2 separate regions of the Homo sapiens genome follow, and region 2 is linked to region 1. The links are chromatin loops, found by intact Hi-C in ENCODE. Cell type or tissue: Calu3. All regions are shown on one strand.

Region 1 (5,000 bases):
TCAAATATTAGAACAAAAGTCAATGTCTTTCAAAAAGAAAAGTCAAATAGATTACAAGGAATCAGAATGAATAAGAAGTAAAAAGATATTTGTGATATAGTGAAAGAATGTGTTTTTTTTTTTCTCAAGGGAGGGGGTGAAAATGCAATTTGAAACTCTTGGTTTAAATTTGTGTTTAAAAACGCCATGGGTTAAATATAAAATACATTTAAAATGGGGAATAAGTTTGAGATATTAAACATTGACATATTATCCATTGGATCATTTTTAGTTTTTGAGGATTTGGGTTTTTTTTTTTTTGAGTTCTGTTTGTACAGATTGACATATCATAACTTCTGTTCTTTCTTCAAGGTCTTCCAAAGGACAAGATACTTAAAAATTTTCAAATAGAATAAAACTCATTCTATTTTGCAATTCTGTTTTGCAGTATGGATCCATTGGAATCTTTTATAAGTATAAGCTACATTATGGGACCTTTAATGATCCTATTTTTCCTCTTTCTTGAAGTATTTTACAATTTCTTCACCCTAGGAATTATTTTAACAATTATTTGCAAGAGTGCTGAAGATGACTAAAACAATAAGAAAGCAGAAAAATGATGGAATCATTGAGAAGGTTGATGTAATAATAAAGTAAATAATCACTATTCTCTTATTCTTTAGTTTTCTTATTGTGTTGCCTAAAGTATTGCATCATTTAAGAAGGTGTAAAAGAAGTCTAAAGGCACAATCTTTAGGTTTGTTTGTTACAGCTTTCATTGAACAAAAATGAGAATTCAGAATTTTTCACTTTCTACTATAATGGCAAAGAGAATAATTGACAGAGAAGACTTTTCACAATTATTAGACAAATCAGAAGATCAGTGCAAAGAGCCAAATAGAAGCACTGTAGGCCGTAATGATGTGGGTGAAATTAATAATATAAGTGAAATCTCAAGACTGAGTCTTTGGATGATGATACTCTAGATCTTCTCAAACACCTTAATTTTGATGAGTGAGCAATCTGTTTTTAAGGACAAAAAAGAAACAGGTATTCTCTTCCAGTTAATCATTCTGCAGCAAGGACTCTATCATGTAGTAGTTTTCAGCAAGAATCTGGACCATCTCTTTTAGCTAAACGAATGCATGACCCTATTTCATTCATCTTTTATGATGCTTGTTTATCAGCATTGACTTCATACTGCTTTTAAGTGGAGAAATGCTGAAGGCTGGTATGAATATAAAAGTGATTAAAAGGAAATAGATTATGCAGAAGTAGAAAAATTCATTGGATTCATCATTGTAATTGGTGTTTATAAATCTAAAATTGAAAATGTTTTGCAGTCATGGACCAAAGAAGATAACTGTTCTCTTTTCAACACAATTGGGAGCCATCAGTGGTTTTAGAAGTGTTGCAATTTGACAGAACAAATGCAAGAAAGAAGAACTAGATTAATAAGCTAGCGCCTGTTAGAAATATTTTTTGAAATCTGAAATCAATATTTATAAGATAAATATGTTCCAAGTTCACCAAAAGCAGTAGATGAGCAGTTAGTTGCATCCAAAAGATGTTACCCATTTCAGGTATAGATGCCTTCAAGTCCAGGAATAGTTTTGGGTTATCATTAAAATGAAAATTTAGAGTGAAGTTTTTTTACAATTTAATTATTCCTCTGCAAAGTTTTGCTAAGATGACTTAAATATAAAAGATTGAAAAGATTCGTTGTATCTAGATTGTAAGTGATAATGCCTGTTTTTCCTTAATGGAAGCATTAAAAAAAAAAAAAAAAAGAAAAGAAAAAAGAAAAAAAAGGATTCCATTTGAACTAGGAACATTCTCTTTGAGTAGCCCAAAGGAGAAAAGGAAGTATTAATGATAATACATATTTCTTGACTCTTCAGTGTGTATTGTTTAGCCAATAATGTTGTTGCTTATGTGCTTTCAACTTTAAAATCAACCAGTAAATAAAGCATGAAAAAGTCAATTACGGTTATAGAAAAGGATGCTAATGTACTAGATTATGCAAAGAAAAAGTTGGTAATGGAAATTAGGAAGTAGAAGCAGCAGAGGGAACAGTGGTAGAATGAAGGGTTAAATTGCTTATGTCCTTATTTCTAGCAGATCAAGAAATAGTATTTGGAATGGCACAAAGAAAGACTTGTTATTTTTTAATTATAAAAGGCGAGTGAAATAATTCTTTAAACTGTGATAAAATACGCATATTATAAAATTTACAGTTTTAAAGAGTTAATTTGGTGGAGTTAAGTATGGTCGCAATGTTTTACAACTGTTAACCGCTATCTAGATTCAGAACCTTTTCATCATGCCAGAAGAAAACCCTGTACACATTAAGCAGTCACTCCCCAGTTTTCCTCTTCCCCTAGTCCCTGGCAACCACTCACTAATCTGCTATCTCTATGGATTTGCCTATTCTAGATATTTCATATAAATGAAATGATATAATATGGGACCTTTTGTATCTGTCTTTTTTCACTTAGCATAATGTTTTCAAGGTTTATTCATGTTGTAGCATGTGTTAGTACTTCATTCCTTTTTGTGGCTAAAGTAATACTCCATTGCATGGATGTCACAATTTTACATTTATCAGTTGATGAATATTTGGCCTGTTTCCATCTTTTGGCTATCGTGAATAGTGTTGCCGTGAACATTCATGTATGAGTTTTTGTTTGAACATTTGTAGTTATCTGTATTTTATAGATGAGGACAGTAAACTACAGAGCTAGATTAGTAAGTAGCCCAGGATCACACAAGTAAGAGATGGTGAAGCCAGGGATACAAATCCAGGCAATTTGATGTCAGAACCTACATTTTTTAACCACTGTGCTTAACCTGGCAGCTACTAGGTATCCAGTAAATGTTAACTTTCTCTTCCTTTTGAGAAGTTTATTTTTTAGGTATTGACTATATTAATTTTGCGTTTTATTAAGCTTTAAGTAACATCCAATTTAAATTTTGCTGTGAGTGCTGTTTAACCTACATTTTAATACTTTGTATATGTTGGTTATAGTTTGGCTGTAGCAGCAATTCCTGAAGGTCTCCCCATTGTGGTCACAGTGACGCTAGCTCTTGGTGTTATGAGAATGGTGAAGAAAAGGGCCATTGTGAAAAAGCTGCCTATTGTTGAAACTCTGGGTAAGTCTGTGTTAAGAGCATTCTTATGCAATGATGCGTAAGTTTATGTCAATAGTGAATCATCTCAGAGTTTTACAGTTTTTATCTTAGAGATTTGCATAATGATGTTTGGCTTATGGCAAAATTGGATATGGTTTTAACAACCAAAAAAGGCAATTAAAAATTCCTATCCCTTAGGTGAGGGGACTTGAAGAGAAATCTTTCTACATCATGTTCTAATGCACAAATCATGTTAAGAAAATCCATACAACAACTGAAATCTTGGAGTAAAATTAATAGAATTTTTTTCTTGTGACATGTCAAAGAAGATAATGTATTATTACAGATCCCAAATGTCATACTTGAGTTGAATTTGCCTGTAAGAACAGTAAATTTACAGTAGTTATATTGCTGTAACAAAACTTTATGTGCAATATGCTTTGAAACTCCAAAAATGTACTGAATTTAATTTCTAGTTTGTATTTTAATATCTTCTCCATATATGAGAAGCTGAAATACCTTGAAAAATCCTGATTGAAGAAATTATACGGGTTTATATTTAGAAACTCTCCAAACTTTCTAGAAAAGATGTTATATAAGATCATTACATAAAGCTAATGTGAAGTAGCTTTGTAGAAACTAACTGTATATAAATAAGAACATGTCATCATCTAATTTTTATTTTTAATTTCAGAAACTGTACCTTATGCTGAAACAAGCATAATGAGAGAAGTTAATCTAAAATTAACAATGAGTTTGATTTCTATAAAATTCAGAGAAGTAGGACAGGATTCTAGTCTTTGATTTGTTTTTTAAGTGAACCTATATTTCTCCTTGATTCTTTTGGTGACTTGTAATGATTTAATTCTTTAGGCTGCTGTAATGTGATTTGTTCAGATAAAACTGGAACACTGACGAAGAATGAAATGACTGTTACTCACATATTTACTTCAGATGGTCTGCATGCTGAGGTACTCTATAGGTTTTTAAAAACAAACAAAAACAGTATCCCTTTAAGAAACTTGGTGTTTAACATTCCTAACAGTTCCAGTGTCTTACCTTCAAAAGGGCTGTAAATTAGTAGTGGAGTTATTTTCTCTCTCTGTGATTTTACCAAGTCTTTGTCTCATTCCACTTGTACACTTGTTCAATCCAAAAACTTTGATTCCTCCTTGACATCTCTCTTTCAGTCACCCCTTCATCTATCCATAATCAAATCCTACCAATTTTGACTTCCTAAAGAATTTTCCCAGCCATCTACTTTATAGCCAGCTTCTTTAAGTTACCGCCATTTCTCACCTGCCATTCTGATAAAGCTTTTTGACTGGTCTTTTTCCATTCTTGATGCCCTCACTCCATAAGCAGTTTGAGGGATCTTTTTAGAACCAAATTTTAAGCATGTCACTCCATAAATTAAGGTACTCCAATGGTTTTCCATTGTGATCAGGATCCTGAACTGTGGCGTCTCAAAGCCGTACATGTTCTGTCCCTTATTTTCTCCTCTACCCTTATATGCTACCCTTTGCTTTCTGTGCACCAAGTATACTGGCTTTATAGTTCTTTCGATGTGACACAATTATTCCTACTTTAAGAACTTTGCTGCCTTTGTCACTGTTTAGGATAGTCTAATGCCTCTTCATCCTTTGCACCTTAATTCCAACCCACTTCTTCAGAACACCCAGAAGTGGCCCTATGTTATATGTTGTCTTAGCATTTCATACCTCTTAGTCCTTATCTTAGGTAAAATTTTCTGTCCCTTTTCCCCATTATAAGAGAGCAGGAGCTATATTGCCTAGCACACAGCCTGCTTCATAGTAATAAATACTCGATAAATGAATGAATGAATGAATCACTTTATTTTAACAATTATATATTGATACATTGTCTCT
Region 2 (5,000 bases), 260 kb before region 1:
GCAACCCCCACCTCCCGGGTTCAAGCAGTTCTCCCACCTCAGCCTCCCGAGTAGCTGGGACTACAGGCGTGTGCCACCACGCCTGGCAAAATTTTTTTGTATTTTTAGTAGAGTCATGGTTTTGCCATGTTGGCCAGGCTAGTCTCGAACTCCTGATCTCAGGTGATCCACCGCCTCAGCCTCCCAAAGTGCTTGGGATTACAGGCATGAGCCACTGCGCATGGCCTAGCTCTTTCTTAGGTACTATTTGCATGGTTTATCTTTTCAATTCTTTTACTTTCAGTCTATTTATGTCTTTAAATCTAAAGTGTGTCTATCATACATAGCATACAGTTGGATCATGTTTTTTCACCCCTTCTACCAACTCTGCCTTGTGATTACATTTATAAGTTGTGATTGCTCTGAGAATACAATGAACACCTTAAAATAATCAAATTAATACCAACTTAATTTCAGTAATACATAAAAACTTTGCTCTAATATGTCTCTTCCCTCCTCCCTCATATGTATAACTATTGTCATACAAATTACATATCTACATGTCATAAGCCCATTGACACAGTCTTCTAATTATCTCTTCATGCAGTCATCTTTCAAAATCAGATAGCAGGTAAAAAGAGTTACAAACAAAAATAATTTGTACTTTTATATTTACTTATGTTATCTTTACTGGTGCTCTTCATCTCTTTATATGGATTGAAGTTACTGTATCATATTCTTTCATTTCAGCATAAAGGACTCCCTTTAGTATTTCTTTTAGGGAAAATCTGCTGGCAATAAATTCCCTCTTTTTATTTATCTTGAAATTCTTAATTTCTCCTTGGTTTCTGAAGGACAATTTTACTGCCACAGAATTATTGGTTGACAGTCTTTTCCTTTCAACACACTGACTTCTGGCCTCTATCATTTCTGACTTAAAAATCAACTGTTAATTTTATAGAACATCCCTTGTATGTGATGAGTCACTTTTCTCTCTCTGCTTTCAAAATTCTGTCTTTGTCTTCCAACAGTTTATGATGTGTCCAGGTATGGCTCCCTTGATTTTGTCCTATTTAGAATTCATTGAATTCTTGGGTGTGCAGATTAATGTTTTCCATCAAACATGAAAAGTTCTCAGCCATTATTTCTTCAAATATTCTTTCTGTCCCCTTTTCTCTCTCCTCTCCTACTGGAACTTTTATTATGCATGTGTGAGAATGCTTGATAGTGCACCACAGGTCTCTAAGGCTCTATTCATTTTTCTTTATTCTTTTCTTCTTTGTACCTCTGACTGGATAATACCAACCATCTTCAAATTCTCTGATTTTTTGCTCTTATCAGTGGAAATCTGCTATTGAAGTTCTCCAGCAAATTTTCTGTTATTATACTTTTCAGTTCCAGAATTTCTATTTTATGATTTCTATCTCTTTATTGATATTGTCTATTTGGTTAGACACTGTTCTCATACTTTCCTTTAAATATTTAGACATGGTTTTAGTTCTTTGCACATATTTTTAATAGCTGATTTAAAATCTATGTCTAGTAAGGTTTTTTCCTAGGTATAAGCCATCCTTACTTGTTTCTTTGCCTAACTTGTAATCTTTTGTTCAAAACTGTGCATTCAAAATTAATATAACGTGTCAATTTTGGAAATAAGATTCCAAAGTGTTGCTATTTGTTTAATGACTTTCCTCCACTAATTCTATAAAGTCTGTATTCCTTGTCATATGTGGCCACTGAAGTCTCTGTTCAGTTAGGTAAGTGATCACCTAATAACTGGCAGGTATTTCTTTCAATGCCTTGAACAATTAAGTGAGGGTTTTGTTTGTGTTGTGGCACACCTTCAACACTCCATCAAGCATTTTACATCTCTGCTTTAGCCTTCAGTTCTTGCTTGCACAGAGTCTCAAAGCCAGCCAGACATGAGAATTTGGTCTTTTCAGTTTCTTCCTGGGTATGTGCACAACTCTACACATACATGTGGTCTTATAAGGACCCAAGAATAGATCAAAACTTTTCAAAGGCCCATATGGACATCTCATTACCCAGTTCTTCCTTTTAAGCTTTCTGTCAGCCTGCTGATGCCACCTCAAGATGACTGCTATGTTAAATAAATGGTGCTGATTAGTTTCAACAAGTGCCCTGTGAGTAAGAGTTTTCTCAAAGAACAAGGTATGGGCCAAGTCAAATAAAGATGGGCCCTGAAAACAGAACTTTTCAGCCAGCTGGCACAGAGGTCAAATAGTGACAATTCTCTGGAGATGTGCTTTTGGGGAGCTCCAATGCCATTATGACCCCTCCACTGTCTACTAAGGGGCTAGTTTTCATAACTACCATAGTTGTGAGGCTGTTTTTCCAGACTACCACAGAGCTGGTAAAGGGGGATAAGATTACAGTAAGTTAAGGACGACATGGCTCACTATTCTTACTGAGAGTCAGGTGTTTTTCTTGAATCCACTTTAGATTGCTGAAAGGTGTTAGCTGATTTCCAAAGTTCTCAGAAAATTGACTTTGACAGTCTTTGCCAGTATTCTCATTGCTTTATGGAGGAACAGATTTTTGGAGGTCCTTACTCTGCCATTCCAAAATAGAAACCCCATATGCTTTTCTTAAACCTAATTTTAAAAAACACAATTATCAATGTTTTTCATTGATAACTGCTGCTGAACTTTTAGTTTGCTCCTAATTTTTTGCTATTATAAAGAAAGTCAATCTGAACAGTCTTGAAACTAAATCTGAGTTGATTCTTAGTTACTTCCTTAGGATATGTACATCATAAAGGCTTGTGATACATATATTGTAAAAAAACCTCCAGGAAAGAGGTATCAATTGCATTCCACCAGAGGGCACTATATGAGAGTGCATCAATGGCATTATGAGGTTTTCATGCTAGTAGGGTTTTTGTCTCACTGAGAGAGGCCTACATATTCTTTTCATAAGTTTTCTCTTTCATTGTAGTTTATAATATTAACTTAAATGGTTTCTTCTCTTTCCCTTTCTTGCCCCTCTCTTCCTGTTCCAAAAATTTAACTTCCTAAGATTCAGACATCAGGCTTTTGTTGCCCTTCATATTCCCTTTACTTCATAGCCACTCAAAAACGCTGACTTTCAACACTACCAGTGACTCCAAAACATGTAACCCTAACATTGACAACTTTCTTTTGTACTGCTCATATTGTTTTAAGTTTTCACTGTGATAGAACTCCATTTAGATATTTTACTACCACCCCAATTTCAACGAATACCAAATGCATCCATCTCCCCTAAAATTGAGAAGCTGAATGAGCCAGAAATAAGGTAGCACAAGAAGAAAACATAGAAAATATAATTTAGAATACTATAAACAAATAAGTTGAAAAAGCTGTGCAAAAGTTTAGAAAAACAGCAATTTTTCAAGAACTAGTCCCAAAGAGACAAACTGAAAGTTTAACTCAAATAAGAAAAAAGAAAATGGCAGAGCCAAGATCTAGGTAGTCCAAATCACCAGTCATAATTCAGTAAGAAAATCAGGACTGGGAACTGAATGGTCTGCCAACATCACTCATGGGGGAAACTCCTCTTAGTCAGAATGTACTAGTAACATTTCCTAAGAAAACACATTAGCTTTGCTGTTCTTTCCCTGCCACCAGCTGTTTCCCACTTGGCTCTGGCAATAAGAATTGCTTCCTTCTCCCCTCACCAGTCAATAAAGGCATGTGATAAGGGCGACACACTGCATTTTCTTACCCTCTTTCCCAAGCCAAGGCCCATGGCTGGCCACAAACGAGAGCAGGTGTTACAGCAAAGCAAAAGAGTAACTGCATTCAGAGGAGATCCAGTCTCCTAACCATACAGACTTCCCAAATTCTATAAAGTCAGCTAAATTACCAAAATTTGGGGGATATTATCTGAAATGTGATACCAAAATACCACTGTCTAAAGCATGACACTGGGATACAGAAGGTATGACTGTAATAAAAATCACTTGAGAACTAACAAGCAGGGTTTTTGCAATTTACCATCCTAATAAAGGGGACAATGAATCCAACTGATAATAACAAAGAACCACTTGGAAAACAATTATCTGAAGAGGTACTTAAAATGCTAATTAAAATGCTAAGAATGGGCTGGGTGCGGTGGCTCACACCCGTAAACTCAGCACTTTGGGAGGCTGAGGCGGGCGGATCACTTGAGGTCAGGAGTTCAAGACCAACCTGGCCAACAATGGCAAAACCCCTCTCTGCTAAAAAGACAAAAATTAGCCAGATGTGGTGGCACACGCCTGTAGTCCCAGCTACTTTGGAGGCTGAGGCAGGAGAATCACTTGAACCCAGGAGGCGGTGGTTGCAGTGAGCCAGGATCGTGCCACTGTACTCCATCCTGGGCAACAGAGCGAGACTGTCTCAAAAAAAAAAAAAGGCTAAGAATGGTTAGGAAAAAATCAAAAGAATGGTAGTAGCAGGGGAAGGAAAGAGCAGGGATTTAAAAGAAAGGAATAGAAGGGAACCTCCTGGTATGATGGTCAAATTTTGCATCTTGAGAGGGATTCAGGATACAGTGGTATTATTTGTCAGAACTCATGGAATGGTTCATTTAAGATCTGTGTACTTCATAGCATACAAATTTTATATCAAGAAGAAAAAAGAGCTATAAATATTGAAATCCTGTTAATGATGCGCATGCTGAACTTTTTAGAGGGCACATACTGATGTCTGTATCTTATTTTGAAATCATTAAAAAAAAATGGGGCCAGGTAGTAGCTCACACTTGTATCCCAGCATTTTGGGAGACTTGAGAGGGTAGGATCACTTGAAGTCAGGAGTTCAAGACCAGCCTGGGCAATGTGGCGAGACCCCATTTCTCAAGTAAAAAAAAAAATTTTTTTAATTAGCTGGGTGTGGTGGCATGCGCCTGTAGTCCTAGTTACCTGAGAGGCTGAGGCGGGAGGATTGCTTGAAACCCAGGAGTGCAAGGTTACAGTGAGCTATGATCAGGCCACTGCACTCCAGCCTGGGCAAAAAGAGACCCTGTCTCTAAGAAAT

The links. Hi-C counts contacts between places; a loop is a spot of excess contacts. Peaks named below come from ENCODE experiments on the same cell type or tissue, not always from the same donor. Only the 100,000 strongest peaks of a DNase experiment are listed, where the experiment ranks them.
Region 2: it touches region 1 in a loop (2.2-fold over the local background); 1 of 110 quality-filtered maps calls a loop at or near these places.

Annotation. Positions count from the first base shown.
Region 1 is chr3:130,960,964-130,965,963 of GRCh38, forward strand. ATP2C1 (ATPase secretory pathway Ca2+ transporting 1) reads left to right here. Exons shown (of 28, transcript NM_001378687.1): 13 at 3,008-3,132; 14 at 3,985-4,082. Among named protein-coding and RNA genes, the nearest start is that of ASTE1, 63 kb to the right of the region's middle. In Calu3, no CTCF peak of the experiment used is centred here; a DNase peak (open chromatin) is centred at 3,078.
Region 2 is chr3:130,697,147-130,702,146 of GRCh38, forward strand. The region is part of intron 13 of PIK3R4 (phosphoinositide-3-kinase regulatory subunit 4); the gene reads right to left. Among named protein-coding and RNA genes, the nearest start is that of PIK3R4, 47 kb to the right of the region's middle. In Calu3, a CTCF peak has its summit at 2,818 (motif pointing right); a DNase peak (open chromatin) is centred at 2,835.